Linked DNA regions of Homo sapiens: region 1 is linked to region 2. Evidence: chromatin loops called from intact Hi-C (ENCODE). Cell type or tissue: HCT116. All regions are shown on one strand. Links, peaks and the distances in the headings refer to the core of each region. The heading gives the core; the rest is flanking DNA.

The links. Peaks named below come from ENCODE experiments on the same cell type or tissue, not always from the same donor. Only the 100,000 strongest peaks of a DNase experiment are listed, where the experiment ranks them.
Region 1: a loop joins it to region 2, with 6 times the contacts of the local background. A loop is called at or near these places in 3 of 110 quality-filtered maps.

The regions. Positions count from the first base shown.
Region 1 is chr1:34,739,015-34,747,346 of GRCh38, reverse strand. No RefSeq gene overlaps it. Among named protein-coding and RNA genes, the nearest start is that of GJB5, 12 kb to the left of the region's middle. In HCT116, for the core only: CTCF peaks have their summits at 908 and 4,481 (motif pointing right); a DNase peak (open chromatin) is centred at 4,476.
Region 2 is chr1:34,849,140-34,857,471 of GRCh38, reverse strand. It overlaps SMIM12 (small integral membrane protein 12), which reads left to right. Exons shown (of 2, transcript NM_138428.6): 2 at 1,490-7,110. The coding sequence starts at 1,495. The coding sequence ends at 1,773. Among named protein-coding and RNA genes, the nearest start is that of SMIM12, 6.4 kb to the left of the region's middle. RefSeq lists enhancers at 2,951-3,821, 4,246-4,475. In HCT116, for the core only: a CTCF peak has its summit at 4,621; a DNase peak (open chromatin) is centred at 4,621; H3K27ac peaks cover 653 bases.

The DNA.
Region 1 (8,332 bases), core at 296-8,295, 110 kb after region 2:
CTGAAGCAGAGATGGAGGGAAAGAGCAGGGAAGTTGAAGTTCAGAGAGGTTAAGTCACCTGCTCAGAGTCACACAGCAGCAAAGCTGGGATTTGGCCTCTGTTTGTCTGTGTCCAGAGAGCATGCTCTTTTTTTTTTTTAATTATACTTTAAGTTTTAGGGTACATGTGCACAATATGCAGATTTGTTACATATGGTGGACCTTCTCCCTCACTGAGAAGGCCCCTGGAAACAGGACTTCAGCACACAAACCCTGCATCAGAGCTGCTTCCGGTCTGAGTGAAGGTGGAGACCTAGGGAAGAGCAGTGACTTTCGTAGATGTGAGGGAGGAAAAGGGAGCAGGTGTGACGGATCCTTCCAGTCAGCTGGCATGGGGCCCCTCCCTCGTCTGTTGGAACTAAGGGCGCCTCTGCGTCCCGCCCCTCCGCACCCCCAGCAGTATGCCTCTCTAGCATGCTTCCGGATTCACCTGGAGTTTGGTTTATAGTTACTGTGCCAATGGTAGTCTCTTAGTTCTATAGATGTGCCACGGCTATGTGAGATGTTATCAGTATACAGGAGCTATTTGTACTATCTTTGTAGTTTTTAGATTCTTCCAAAATAAAAAGTTTATTATAAAAACCCCACAACCAACAGCAGATTCCAGCTGTTGGTTGGGGGCAGGGAAGGGGGCTAATGAGGGGAGAGGCCAGGCCCCAGAGGGGAACTGGGGTGCAGAATATTGATGCAGGCCCCCACGACAGTGTTCTCATTTAGCTCAGGCATACGAGGGCCCCGTGGCACTCGAGTTAAGCCATTCGGGTCAGTATCATTCACTTAGGTCCCCACTGGCCATGTCACCAGGGCCTCAACCTGAGTCTACGCTGTGCGCACTTAAGATTCAATCCACTAGGAGGGTGAGGATGCCAGGGGTAAGCACCGGAAATATCTACAACTTACTTCACATCTGTTATGTGCTGGTAGTCTCCTAAGCTGCTTCATATACAGCGTCAGTTTGAATTCTCACAAAATCCCATCTCCTGGAGGAGTCTGAGGCACAGAGAGGTTAAGTAACTTGCCCAAGGTCACACAGTATGTTCTGACCAGAACCCTTCTGATAGCCAGGATGGGAGACCTTTTAAAGCTTGCCCCATGAAGGGGACACACTGTAGGTATGGCAGGACTTCTATGTCTCTCAGGGCAGGAGCCACTGGACCAGCAGGTTTCTGGCAGCCTGCAGCTTGGGAGCCAGCAGGACTGAGAGGGGCTCTGGCCCATCTCCCAGGAGCTTCTTGGGCATCTCGGCTTGGCTCTTCTCTGCATGGTTGCTCTGTCCTCTCTTACACCTGGTCCCCAAGGCTATTCTGTCTGCTCTACTCCATGGTGAAGCTCAGCTTCTCTTCCTGGCCCCTGCGCTCGCTGCTCCCAGTCTAGCTGAAGGAGTGACTGATTGGCCCAGCTCCTCCTCCTGAGGATTGGCCGCCCTTGGGTCCAGGTGTCTGTGACCTGGATGGGCAAGACAAGTAGGACAGTATGGTTCAGTGCCATGAGCCCCGGCTCTGCAGATGGATTGCTTAGATTTAAATTCCACTTTCTCCCTGTGTGACCCTGGGCAAGTGACTTCACTTTTCTGTGCTCTTGACTCATCCTTGGAGGTAACAGTGCTATCTTCCCCATGTGAAGACTGAATACATGATGCTGTGTGAATGAATGCATGCAGAGCCCCGGCCCAGAGGACGCAGTCTGCTACCACCGCTTTTTGCCATTATTATTGCTGCCATCATAGATCACAGTGTGTCTACTTGGCAGGGGCAGTGAGTAGGGCAGGGAGTGATGGACACACCTCCTACACCCAGCCAGCCCAGGGACTGCTCATCCTGATGCTCCTAACCTGTCTGTGAATCTGGGTAAAAGACTTCCTAAGGAAGGGGAGAGTTCAGGCTTCAGGCTTCAAGTTGTGTGTCTGTGTGTGTGTGTGCACGTGTGTGCGTGCACGTGGAGAAGTAATGCCCCCTCTGTCCCCAACTGCCGTGCCTGAGCCCTTGGGCTATGGCCTTGCTTTGTCTCTTATGCCCTGACAGTGGTGAGGGAGGGCTCTTCCCTACCTCAGCAGAACACAGGTAAATGTGTGTGCAAATGATAGGCTTTTAGGGGGAAAGTAAGGACTTTGCCTCTCAATCAGGAATCTTCCAGGATTACAGAAGATTCTGACAGCATCTGGGTGAATGAGCGAGTGGGTGCTGGGAAAGGAAGGCAGATCTTGTGGGCAGAGCTGCAAAGCCTGAGCTCCTCCAATCCTGCTCTGTGGAACACCTACTTCTCCCACCTCAGAATCCTGCCTAGAAGTCTCTCTGTACCCCCAACCCCCGCCACCCACCTCCAGCTGCTGGGCACACTGGTGCAGATCACAGGCCCAAGAAGCCTGAGGGCTCTGGTGCTAGGATGGCTCAGGCCTTCAGGTATGGGGCCCAGGCAAGACGTGGGATGGGGAAGAAAGGCCAAGAGGAGGCTGAGTTATCCTAGCAAACAATAAGACGTTGCACATGTGCACACCTACAAAGCTCCTAGAAACATCTCTAGCTCATGGCAAGTGCTACCTATGTGCTATTAATGCAAATGAAGATAGATGAGAATGAAGAGGCCTGCGTCAGAAGCTTCCGGAGTCTGCTGACAACCAGAACACAACCTCCTTGGGACCCCGCACCTGCTGGAGAGAGGGGACACCAGCACGGGACAGAGTGCTTACTTTGTGCCAGATACGGTTCATTTAATCCCAACAGCTACACAATGAGGTGTGATGATCATCGGCCCATCTTCCAGGCAAGAAGATGAAGGCTTAAAGTAGTTAAATAACTCTTTTTCTGTTCATTTTGAGCATGTCAAGATGACTTCTTTGCACCTGCTCTTCCCTGTCTGCAGTGCTTATGCTCCGCCCTAAAATATTCACAAAGCCAGGATACAAAGCTATAACAAATCACCCCCAAATTTAATAGCTTACAATCACAAGTATTTATTATCTCCAAGTTTCTGTTGGTCAGGAATTCTGGAGCAGCTTCAGGACCACATGATGATGTTTATGGGACCTAGGCACTTTTGCCTTTTATGGCCTCTTCCCTTTTCAAAGAATATTTGAAAAATCACATTTCATGATTGTGTTGGTATAAAGATAAATATATTAATGTTATATATTAAAAACATTTTCTTTGACCTAAAAGTTCCTTCTTTCTCCTAATTTTAAAAGAAGTGAAAAACATTTTCACTGGTCCTAAATGTCTTGTGGGCCCAAGGCATGGTGCCTCCTGTGTTTAGCGGACAAATTGGCCCTGAGTGGCTTAGCCAGCTAGTTCTGGCTCGGGGTCACTCAAGTGGCTGCAGTCACCTGAAGGCTTGACCGAGGCTGGATGGTCCATTTCCATGATGGTGCACTCACATGGTTGCTGGCAGAAGGCCTCAGTTCCCCGCTGTGGGCCTCTCAATGGGTTGACTTGAGTGTCCTCATGATATGACAGCTGCTTCCCCTAGAGTGAGAGAGGGGAAAGTAGGGCGGAATCCTTTTATGCCGTATCTTGGAAGTCATCCATGGTCAAATATCATTACTTCTGCCACATTCTTCTTGTGAGTCATTAAATACAGCTTGCACATAAGGGATGTAGGGGAAGGGAAATTAGTCTCCACTTTTTGAAGGCAGTGGACGGACATATTCAAAAACCATTATACTTGGCTTCAGACAGGCCTTCCCTAGGTCACCTAACTTTGACTCTTGTTGCCACCCTCCAAGTCCCCTATAACACATCACTCAACTTATCGCCATCGGAGATTACCTTGTTCATTGATTCAAATTGTTTGTCTGCCCCAGCTGGAAGGTAAGCTCCTTTGTGGGAGCGGACCTCATCAGTCTGTTCTCTGCCTTTGTTCTAGGGTCTAGCGTAAAGCCCAGCACCCATGAGGCTCTCAGTAAGTATTTGGTGAATGCAGGAATGAGTGAATGAATGAGCTTTGGTGGTGGTGGTGGGAGAACCTGCAGTCACTTCAAACTGGTGGTGGAAGGGGAGTGTGTGGAGAGGCTGAAGCTCTCCGCTTGGGGTTTGTTGGCCTGGGATGGTTTCCGAGGCTCAGGGGATTGGGAAGGAGGTTTGGCAGGGAAGAGCAGAGTAGAGCAGTAAGGGAGTGAGAAGCCTGGAGAGGCTGGATGACCAGAAGGCATGGAATTACCTTGTGAGCGCAGACCCCAGATTATAGGATCTAGTGGGGTCTAGTTGCTACACATGTAGCAACAGGAAAATTACAATGCATTATGGCAGATGCCTAACAGGAGTGTGTTCAGGACCCATTAGGCTGGACGCTGATGCTGACCGCTGAACGGAGGACTTTGCTTTTGGCCACACCCTTGACTGTGGACTTTGCTCACTTGCCGAGGTGTTAGGGGATTGCTGAGTCCTGGGGAGACACACTTGGCTGCTGGTCGCTGCAAGACTAGCTCACCTGCCCGGGCTGCTCCATTCAGCCGCTGGGGGGCAGCAGAGGCCCAGGCTTGGCGGCAGCGCCCGGGCTCCTGCAGCCTCCGCCCTCAGAGCCGTTCTGTGCTGCCAGCGACCAGCCACCAGCGACCAGCTCCTGCTCCTGTAGGGGCAGAAGCTGCTGGGTGGGGTGGAGGTCACAAGTTTGGGGTGTTCCAGTCTGTGCTCCTTCTGAATTGTTCCTTCCACTCTCCCCTGAGCCTTCTCCTAGTGTCCTTTCCTCCTTTACAAATCTTCCCAGAAGATGAAAGCAGAGAGGTGGCGGTGGAATGGGGGCCTGGAACTTGTCGACTTCAATGAAGGAGTTGGACTTTACCCTAAGAGCCATGGAAAGTTCACTGAAGTCCCTGATTTGTGTTTGCAGAAAGATACCTCTGGCTATCGGGAAGCAGAAAGCCCAGACAAGAAGCTGCTTCAAGGCTCAGGTGGGAGAGGGGTCAGAGAAGAACCAGTGAGACAATGAGGTGGATGGTGGGTACCCCCTCGCTGGGACATGGGGAGAGCTGGGCTGAGTGCAGGGGGGCAGTGCTGAACCCCAGAATGAGCACACTATTGCAGTGGTGGCAGAGGGTTCAGGACACAGGGCCCCCAGCCCAGATAGGCCTGGGTTCAAGGCTAGGATTCCCTTCACGGGGGTGACAGCAGGTAGAAGGGGAGCAGCCCTCCACCCTAGATGGACTGGCTTGCTAGAAAGTGAGTCAGGAACAGGGGCCAGGGACCCACAACTGAGCACAAAGTGAGGTGTTGGACTTGACCGTGGTGGAGTCTCTGACCAGAGCTGGGCTCAGAAGGGCAGCTGGCCCTCTAATTCCTAAAGGCTGTTCTCTCATGCCATGTGCTCCAAAGGTGCTGTCATCAGACATCAGGGACAGTGTGAGGAAGCCCTAGAGGATTGGCCTGGTCTTGGCCCTGACCTGGAGTTGACTGGAGTCCTACACTTTCCAACTTGGGGCTGAATCCACAGGCCTCGCCAGCCTTTGTGCCTGCTGCCTGCTGGCCTTCACCCCACCTGGCTCCAGGTCCTCCAGGTCCTCCAGGTCCTCCAGGTTGGTACTGAGCTGGAAGCTGGCTGTGTGATCACAGTTGAACTTGTGCCCAGAGACTACAGTTGGGCTGGGTCTAGCAGAGGGCCTCGCTGCCTCCCAGGGATCCTAAGGTGGACTGCTCCTCTAAACCTTTGCTGTAGGTGGTGAAGGACTCATCCCTGAGCCGCCAGGAAGGTTTGGCCCAGAGACTATAGTTGGGCTGGGTCTAGCAGAGGGCCTGGCTGCCTCCCAGGGTTCATAAGGGGGACTGCTCCTCAAAACTCTTGCTGCAGATGGTGAAGGACTCATCCCTGAGCCGCCAGGAAGGTTTGGGCTTGTGCCCCTCTTCCCCTTCCCACCGGCTGTTCCTGGCATCTGCAGCATTCTCTCACTGCTCCCTTTTACCTGGCCAACTCCTAGTCATCTTGATGTCTCAGTTTAAATGTCACTTCCTTGGAAACAATTTTAGTGCACCCATTATTCTTGCTCAGAGCGTCCTTTGCTTTTCCTGCAGTGTATTTATTACAGCTTATTATACTTTTACTTGGAGAGAGAGAGAGAGAGAGAGAGAGAGAGTGTGTGTGTGTGTGTGTGTGTGTGTGTGTGTGTTAACATCTTGACCCCCTGAATAGACTGGAAGCTCCCTGGAGACCGGAAGCATGTCTGTTTTACTCATGATTATAGTCCCAGGCTCTAGCCCCAGGCCTGGGATACTGCAGGCACTCTAAAAATATTTGTTGAATGGGTGAAGGAAAGAAAGAATAAACGCATTATGGATGCCCCTGGGGATGCCCTATGTGTTGGGAATTCATAAAGCCACAGAGTAAACCTGGCATGTCTCTGGATCATCAATTTTACTTGATGGCAAGGAATTAGAAGCATTCTATTTACTTATTAATAGAATATTTTACATTACAAAAGTAATACATGTTCCTTGTCAAAATTCAATCAATAGGCATTGAAACAAACCCTGACACATTATGGAGTACAACAAAAAGTTCACTTGACTTTTAAAGAGAAAATAGGAGGCTTCAAAGACATTTTGAGCTTAAGAGGGGCCAGACTGACCTGCAGTGCAGGCTCCTGCAGGGATGAGGTCACTCCTGTGGGTTAGGGCACCTCCATGGGAGAGGCTGAGAAACTGCTGTTAGGCAATTGCGCTGTTGTTGGCGCTGTGGCTCTAGAGCCTGGGCGCTGACTGCACTTGGAGAGAAAGCAAACGCCTGCTTTATATACCGAGAAGTCGTCTGGCCAGACTCCAGGGGCAGGGGCCTGGAGGAGAAGAGTGTTTTTGTGGAGGAGTGGGGATGCAGGGAGGCTTTCTAGGGGGTATCAGGAAGGAAACCTTCCTGGTAACGAAATAACAAAAATCCTTTCGGAAGAGTGAGAGAGTGGGGGTGCTGTAACAGGTCAGCCACTTCAGAGGGGCTGGCTGTCCCAGGCCGCGGGCATCACGGCTGGAGAGTACCGGGGAGGTGGGAAAGTAGGTGGGGGGGATGTCATTGGGTTGGCTGAAGGGGCAACCCACGGCCATCCAGGGAGACCAGCAGCGAACGGGCCGTGGAGAATGACACTATTATGTGCAAAATGTACAGCTCGAGGTGGAGTCAAAGATGTGGGCCTGGAGCCTGACAGATCCGGGTTCAAATCCCAGCTCTGCCATTTTTAGTGATGTGACTTTGGTCAAGTCTTTCCCTCTCTGAGCCTCATTTGTTCCATTGGCACAAGGAGAATCCTGATCACCATCTTGAAGGGGGTTGTGATGGTTCCATTAGGTATCTGTTCTCTGTACGTTCAGATCACCTGGGTAGTGTTTTAAAAAATACTGATGTCTGGGCTTCAGCTCAACTATCTGAAGCAGAGTCTCTGGGAGTGCATCCCCAGCATCTAGGATGCTTTGACAGAGCCCCAGGTGATTCCGTGTGCAGCCAGGAGAATCCCTGCCAGAGGTGATCTGAACACAGCCTTGTGATTGTCTCCAGCAGAGGAAGAGGTTCCTGTTTCCCGATTAATCCACCACAGTCTGCCCCAGGCTTTGTGGTCAGTCCACAAGCTGCCTTTGTGCCTCTCACTGGGCTTTTCTCCTCTGCCTGGCTTGTTTGCTCTTTGTCTGGGTCCCAGCTATCAGGCGCAGGGCATGAGCCAAGTGCCCACTGGGATGCAGCTGCTTTCTGTCCAGTGGCTTTGGGGGTGACAGACAGATGCAGACCTACTGGGAGAATGACGAAGGGGCGGACAAGCCAGGCCTAGAGCGAGGAACACCCCTCCTTCCCCGCAAGGAAGATCCAGAAAGAGATTGACTTGGTGCTTAAACTTGAGCTGCACCAGAAGCCCCGGGGGTTGGGGGAGGGGTGTTAAAATACAGATTGCCAGGTCCCCAACCCCAGGGCATCCGATTTGGTAGGTCTAGGGTGGGGCTGGGAATGTGCACTTCTGACAAATTCCCAGGTGACACTACTGGCCCCCTGGACTACACTTTGAGAACCACTGACTTAGAGGCCCACAGAGAAGTCAGCTACACACCACCTCGGCCCACACATACCCAGAGCCAGAGAGCAGCAGGCCCAGAGGAAAGGCGGGCCGTCAAGCAACCCACAGACACCCTCTAGTCAGAGGAGGCACCGAGGAGGCGAGAGACCCGGACACACATCAGCAGAGCTGGGGGAGACAAGGACCCCAGTATAGACCCAGGGAGGAGACACCTAAGGGACAGAGAGAGTGACATCTTCCTGGCCCCTCACCCCAGCTCAGAGAATGACCTCGGGAAACAGAGTGGTAGGCTGACCCAACGACAGACAGACAGACTGACTG
Region 2 (8,332 bases), core at 45-8,044:
ACCTAGCCCAAGGCCTGGCATGTAAGTGCTCAATAAATGGTAGCTGTGTTATTATAACTGTGAATGATCTTTGATAATTGATAATGGTAATAATCATTTGAGATGGAATTGGCCATTAGAGTGATCCAATTTGTGTGTTTTTACATTACTTTGGTATTGCCCTACTTCAATTCAGGAGGCCCTGAGGCCATTCCACTCCGCTCCCCGCCCCACCCCACCCCACCCCACCCCCCGGGCTTGTACAGTGATTTTTCACAGAAAATCTTCAGGTTCTGCGGTATCCAGAGTATGTATAATGATTTGTGATATTTTCAGGAGCTTTTTATGTAAATATGAAGGTATGGGTTTGGTTGAAGATAGGATTTTTTTTTTTTTCTTGAGACGGAGTTTCGTTCTGCCGCCCAGGCTGGAGTGCAGTGGCTTGATCTTAGCTCACTGCAACCTCCGCCTCCCAGGTTCAAGTGATTCTCCTGCCTCAGCCTCCTGAGTAATGGGGATTACAAGCCTCCCAAAGTTCTGGAATTACAGGTGTGAGCCACCGTCTTTAGCCAAGATAGGATATTTTGAAAATGGTTTAGTCAGCAGATTTGTAAAGTATAGGTTTGTTCCATTGTTAGAAAAGCCAGGTTCAGAACAGGATAAAACCATTATCTATTTACCTAAAATCCAGAATAATTAGGTAATGCATTATGTATTTGACTGTTTAAATATGCTCCTTATGCTTTACATGAGGAAAAGGAACGACTTTTCATATTGTGAAACCAGGAGATTCATCGTAGATTGTGTTTCATGGGGAAAAGGTGGCCGGCTGTGCTCATGGAGAAATTTCATAGAGCAGAGAAAGGCATCTTTTTCCCTTCTTGAAATGTTGGCAGACTAGGTCCTGGGGTCAACAATAGGCTTGAAGCTCTATTAGGTAAGGCTCAGAGGTCCCCTTGTGGGGAACATTGTCATATATTGGTGCACACTTGTCAAAGAGTACGGTCCGTAAAATGGAGATCCTTCCTTCTTCCCTAACAATGGAATCTTTTGAAATTTCCTAGATTATTTCAGGGATCCACCTCTCGCATTGCTCTGCACGGGGGTGGGTGCTCAGTAAATTGTGCCAGGCTGGCCAGGTGTGGTGGCTCACGCCTGTAATTCCAGCACTTTGGGAGGCTGAGGTGGGTGAATCACGAGGTCAGGAGTTCAAGACCAGCCTGACCAACATGGTGAAACCCTGTCTCTACTAAAAAAATACAGAAATTAGCTGTAATCCCAGCTACTTGGGAGGCTGAGGCAGATAATTGCTTGAACCTGGGAGGTGGAGGGTGCGGTGAGCTGAGATCGTGCCACTGCACTCCAGCCTGGGCGACAGAGCAAGACTCCGTCTCAAAAAAAAAAAAAAATTGTGCCAGGCTGCCTGGTAAGTGGAGAGCTCTAGTGGGTTGCTCTTATTTGGTGGGAGATGATGCTGGGTTCTCTAATGCTGCCTTGTGCTTTTCCGCAGATGTCATGTGGCCTGTGTTTTGGACCGTGGTTCGTACCTATGCTCCTTATGTCACATTCCCTGTTGCCTTCGTGGTCGGGGCTGTGGGTTACCACCTGGAATGGTTCATCAGGGGAAAGGACCCCCAGCCCGTGGAGGAGGAAAAGAGCATCTCAGAGCGCCGGGAGGATCGCAAGCTGGATGAGCTTCTAGGCAAGGACCACACGCAGGTGGTGAGCCTTAAGGACAAGCTAGAATTTGCCCCGAAAGCTGTGCTGAACAGAAACCGCCCAGAGAAGAATTAATGGAGGACACAGGGCCCTATGGTCCTACTGTGGGTGGTGACTTGTCCTGCTACCATGTTGACAGAGCCCCAGAACCCACATCTAATTGGCTTTGTTGCTTATTCTGGCCCTTCCCACACCACACAGCCACACAAATACTGGCTGCTCCTTGATGGCCAGGCAGACCCAGCAGCAGCCGAGGGGCCAGTGAAGAGGAAGGCCGCATCTGTTGTGTGGTGGCCACAAGCACTCAGGCATCTGAGTTTACTGGTGCACTGCTGGGAGGAGAGTTATGAGATGAACATTGGCTGTCAATCTCTGTGGGCAGGCGGTTTGGCCTCTAGTGGGAATGGCTGGGATTTGGGCGTTGCCTTTAGGAGGGATACCTGCATGTCTAGTTCCAGTCTGCACTGGAAAGAATTCAAATATGCACCTGGCTCCCTTCACTATTTTGCCCTATCCTTTGTGCTCATTCTTACTGAAATCTGTCTTGTCAGCTCAGGAATGGGATTCCCCCAGGAAGGAAAGCACTTTTCTGTTCTGGGAAGCCCAGACTGTTCACTTTGGGGCAGGGACGAACATGTGCCTCGTGAATTTGCTTGAAAACAGTCACCATCTTCTACCCCCATCACTGTATAGTGAAAAACCTGATTAAAGTGGTATCTGAGAACCATAATGATCGAATCTTATCATCCAGGTGGTATTTGGGGGTCTTCTTAGGAGTTAGGCAAGTACAGGCATTTTAGAGCAGGATAACATTGGTATTAAAGGGTGCCAAGGAGCCCTGGAAACTGCTTTACTAGTGCGGTTGCACTGAACCCTGGAGGCACAGATTCCCAGGAACCTTTTTACCATTATTACAATTGGCTGCAGCACCTTCAAGTCTAAATGGAGGTAGACCTCACATACACACACATAGACGCCTTTCCCTATAAAAGTATATACGCACATTCAAGAAAATTTGGTAGGGATTTTAAAAAGGTCACCCATGTTCCCAGCTCGTTAATAACAACCGTTAACATTTTGTTGTCTTTTACTAATTCTCTGCATAGGTTTTAGAGATAGTTATCATTACTGTACATTTAATTTTATATACTTTTCTCACTATTATCATTTTCCCATTTTACATGGTCATCATAATTGGTTTTTTGGAGACAGGGTCTCACTCTGTCACACAGGCTGGAGTGCAGTACAATTACGGCTCAGTGCAACCTTGACCTCCTGGGCTCAAGTGATCCTCTCACTTCAGCTCCTCAAGTAGATGGGACTACAGGAGTATGCCACCATGCCCAGCTAATTTTTTTATTTTTTTGTAGAACCAGGTCTCACTATGTTGCCCAGGCTAGTCTCAAACTCCTGGGCTCAAGTGATCCTCCGGCCTTGGCCTGTAGTTTCTTTTTTCTTTTTTTTTGGAGATGGACTCTCATTCTGTCACCCGGGCTGGAGTGCAGTGGCGTGATCTTGGCTGACTGCAACTTCTGCCTCCTGGGTTCAAGCGATTCTCCTACCTCAGCTTCCTAAGTAGCTGGGATTACAGGCGTGCGCCATCGTGCCTGGCTAGTTTTTGTGTTTTTAGTAAAGACAGGGGTTTCACCATCTTGGCCAGGCTGGTCTCGAACTCCTGACCTCAAGCGATCCCATCTGCCTCGGCCTCCCAAAGTGCTGGGATTACAGGTGTGAGGCACCGTGCCTGGCAGTCTGTAGTTTTTTTTTGTTGTTGTTGTTGTTGTTGTTTTAAATATGGAGTCTCGCTGTATTGCCCAGGCTGGAGTGCAGTGGCGCGATCTTGGTTCACTGCAACCTCCACCTCTTGGGTTCAAGCGATTCTCCTGCCTCAGCCTCCTGAGTAGCTGGGATTACAGGTGTGCGCCGCTACGCCTGGCTAATTTTTGTATTTTTAGTAGAGACAGGGTTTCACCATGTTGGTCAGGCTGGTCTCAAACTTCTGACCTTGTGATCTGCCTGCCTTGGCCTCCTAAAGTGCTGGGATTACAGGCGTGAGCCACCGTGCCTGGCTGTAGTTGTTTATAATAGCAACATAATTGTCTATCAAGTGGGAGTATGACATAAGTTTATCCTGGACAATTTCCATATTGCTGGACATTTGAATTGTTTCTGGTTGGTCACTCGTTTAGATACTGCAACGAATATCTTATATGAAGCTTTTCCTGCGTTTTGGAATAAACAGTAAAAATAGTAAATGTCATTTTGGATGAAATGGGATAAATGAGCAGTTTTGAGGATCTCATGCATAACACCAAATGTCTTTCCAAAAGGGCTCTAGGAGTTTCTACTAAATCTTACCACTGAAGACGTTGCTGGTAAGGCTGTGAGGGGAGTAAAAGCAGAGAGCAGGAAGAAGCATAAGAAGCTGTTGCCTCTTGAAGCCTACTGATGTTTAACTAAAGTCAGCACAGGGCAGTAGTGAGCATTTGATGAATTGATCTGCCTCTAAAAGGGAGTGGGTATTGGCCCTGCTTCTTAGGTTCTCTCTCGTGAGGCCTGATGGTGTCCACAGGTGGGTGAGGGTGGAGTTCCTGAACAGTTAGAGGGGCCAGCTGTGAAGAGGTGCCAGCTGGAGGTGCCTTCCAGGACCTGGTGGTGGCCTGAGAGGAGGGAGCAGGTTGAGTCGTTGGCTTCTTCTAAGGCTCCCTGAGGCCTAGTGGGAATGCGGAAATGAGCTGCTGTTGCTTCCCAGGGAACAAATCGGATGGAACTTGGGAAGAGACTGTCAGCTACCAAGTAAGGAGATTTCTGGTTCTGGCTGCAGGTTCTGGCTGATGAGCAGGCCTTATCGGCACACCAGTGCTGCCACCCTATGGCAGTCCTGGGCATTACCAAGCCTGCAGTCACTTCCCTGGGCTAAACCAAACACTAGTGCTGACAGAGGTCAGGTGACAAATGAGCCACCACGCTGGCAGAAAGTATAGACCTGCCGAAAGGGGGCAGTGGTGACTCACCTTCCAATCTGCTGCTCATCCAGTGGTACCAGATTTTTGAATTTTTCTAAAAGATGTTCTAAGAGCTCCAGAGGGGGTAAAAAAAAAAAAATGAAGAGATGCTAGAAATTCAGGGTTTTTTGGTGTGTGTAACCTTCTGATTTTCAAGTGTTGATAATTCATTATACAAAATTCTAAGCATGCTATCATACCCGTGGGGTTAATTTGACCCAGTGGCTGCCAATTTGTGACCTCTCAAACTGCCTCCTCCTTCTGATGACACCTATAATTATGGTTTTTTTTTTTTTTTTTTTTTTGGCGATCTAACAACTTGTTACAAATATTAGATCCCAGAATTGGTTTCCCTCAAAACACTTTTGGGCATCCTGTACAAAGGCAGCTTAATAACCTAAGAAAAATGTGAGGATGGAAAGCCTACAGAAATAATAGCAAACACATTTCCCATGGACATTTTTGGATTTTCAGATCTTTTAAAATATCCCTGTCACCACCCGTTGGCCTCCACTTGGTGTCTGGTCGAGAGAGCCCTATCTTTGGGAATCCAGGTGGCTCCCTTCTTCCAGTCTCACTTTGATTGTGCCCCCTTTTAAATTCTTTTCTTTCCTTTCCAAGGGCACTTTGTCACTGAATTCTTCCTCTAGCAAGTCTATTAGTGTTCTCAGCTAGATCTTTCTTTCCCACAGGCTGGCTGAAATCAGCCGTTGCGGTGGCTGTAAGATAGTATATGTGCTCTTGCCTCTGCTCGGGTGACATTAGATAGCAAGGTTTATGTGGACGTGGGTATAGACAGGTCAGGGTTGCTGGGATGAACCAAGGTGCAGACCGGTTTTCTTCCATGCTTGCTGATTCACCTTGGAGGCATGTGACCCTCTTTTTGACTGGCCTTCCAGTCACAGTTCACTGAAACACATGAGTGAGTGGATGTGCTTGGGGCTTTTTGCTCCCCGCTTACCCCCGTCTCTTCCCAGCCCAATGATGGTGGTGGCTTTAGTATAGGGTCCTCTCCGAGCACGGCAGGAATCACTTCTCTCCCTGCAGCGGTTCAGTGTCTGGTGCTTTTCCACTCTTTCTAGACTCTTTCCTGTGCCTGTTGCTGTGTTAGCACAAGTCGGCTGGGCAGCTGCCAGAACAAGCCTGCCAGGGAGCCTTTTGACTCTGGTCAGCTCCCCAGGGCTCCAGGCTGGTGGGACTGCCGCTGAGTGAAACATCATGGAATTAGCCTTGCCAGAGTCTGGGTTGGGAGCCAGGCAGTGAAAATGTAAAAGCCCCTCCGTCTTGCTCACTTTTCCTTTTCTACTTTGCTTTAGATCTCTAAGCACTTGTAGGGTAGGGAGCCAGGGCAGTGTAGCAGAGGAAAAATAAAGTGGATTCTAGAGTCTGACAGGCTCGAGTTATGAATACTGCCTTAACAATTAACTGGATGACCTTGGGCAAGTCACTTAGCCCTTCTGAACCTCAATATCCTCACCTGTAAAATAGGGGTAAGAATTTTTGTTGGGTTGTTGTGAGGATGAGGTAATTATGTAAGGTTCTTAGCATAGTACGCTAAGAACTTTATATACATTGTCACAGACTGTGCTAAAACTTTACATACATTACCTCATCCTCACAACAACCAGTAGGTACTCAGTAAATGTTAGCAGCTTTAATTGTATTGCAGGAAGAACCTATGTTTCCTGCAATAGTTGTGTGTATCCTTGTGACCCTGGTGAGGTGGGGATCTAGGGGAGAGAGCAGCCTTGGCTGAGGGACAACAGGGACCCTCATAGACCTGGTGGTTGAGGGCTGCTTAGAAATATTTCACAGAGAGAACTGGCTTGCATAAGAACCAAGAAGCACAAGCTGGTCAGGAGATTGCAGGCTCCACACCTGCCTTAGTGGTAGTTCCATCAGTGCAGTCTGCAAAGTCAGAGGGAAGCAGATTGGCCAGAATGCCCAGGAGGTCACAGATCAGGAGAATTGGGAGGGGAAAGAGCCTTGGACTTGGAGGCAAGCGATCTGAGTGATGACCTGGGGTATGCCGCTTCACCTCTACTGGCCTTGGTTTCCCTGCAAAATGGGGAACGTGTTCCCTGCTGATCGTGTGAAAAGAGTGAGACAACCAGTTTAGAGTGCTCTGAAAACATGCAAGTGCTAGATATTACAGCCCAGTAAAACCTCCTTTATCTAGTTGGGATGGCAGCCAGTCTGAATAATAAAATACAAATACATGTGCTATTATTTCTTTCCTGTACAGAGCGTATTTTATAGTATTTGCTAAGTAGAAGTCTTTAGGGGAATCAGTTTGAAGAGTGAAGAGTAATTAGTAACCGGTGTATCAGTTTTCATCCTGTTCCAGCAGTGCCTCTGGTACTTAAAAAACAGTTTATTCTTTTTGAATTAAACTTGTTAACATCAATTATGTGTTAATCAGATCCTTTTTACATAATACAAAAGTAAACTCTGGCTTTGTTTTTTGTTAAAAAATGCCTAATGGGCCCTTCTAATTATTCAGATTTAAAAAAATCTTTACTAGCGCCCCAGCAAGGGCACCTTTTCCATGTAGAAGAATCCAAAGTCCTTAGGGCCCTTATTCCCTCTCTCACTGCCCAGTTTCTTCACTTCCAACCCCTGCTGCAATTCCGTTTCTCCTTCTCTGAGCCTAAGCTGCTAAGTGCAGCTGGAGTAATTTGCATAACCATCTCGCCCGGCCCTCTTCCTTCATGGGTTGTGGATGCAACAGAGTCTGCAACACTTCAAGGTAATTTTTTTTTTTTTTTTTTTTTTTTTTTTTTTTGAGACGGAGTCTCGCTTTGTCACCCAGGCTGGAGTGCAGTGACAGGATCTCAGCTCACTGTAAGCTCCGCCTCCTGGGTTCACACCATTCTCCTGCCTCAGCCTCCCGAGTAGCTGGGACTACAGGCGTCCGCCACCATGCCTGGCTAATTTTTTGTACTTTTTTAGTAGAGACGGGGTTTCACCACGTTAGCCAGGATGGTCTCGATCTCCTGACCTCGTGATCTGCCCGCCTTGGCCTCCCAAAGTGCTGGGATTATAGGTGTGAGCCACCGTGCCCGGCCAAGGTAATCTTTTTTTAATCCAAACTCCTCGAGGCTCCCAACCCCATCCCTGTGCCCTTTGTTGCTCTTTACTGCTTGCTCTCTGCCTCCACCAATACAGTGGTCAAGGCATTTTGGTTCAAAGCCTTTGTAATTGCAGATCTTATATACTGGTCATATTCTCGCTTTTTGCAGTACACAACATTCTCTTCATGGGATTCTCCCTTGACATCACCACATCTCAGTTTCCTTTTCCAGCTCTCCTGCCCCTGCTCCCTCCTGTTCTAATGTGAGTGCTTTTCCAGCTTCATTCTTGCCTGTTTTCTTGCTGGACAGTCTTAGCCTCATCTGTGGCTTCACCCACCCCAGTGGCGATGACTCTCAAATGTATATCTCTAGTTCAGAATTTCCCCCTAAATTCTAGATCATTATCCAAAACAGCATACCACCCATCTCTGTCTAGATTTACCATATAATATAACGGTTGAAATGTTGACCTGGGTTTGAAGCCTAACTCTGTAATCTAGCTGTGTGACTAGAGAAGTTATTTAAATTTTCTGAACATCATCTGTAAAATGGGGC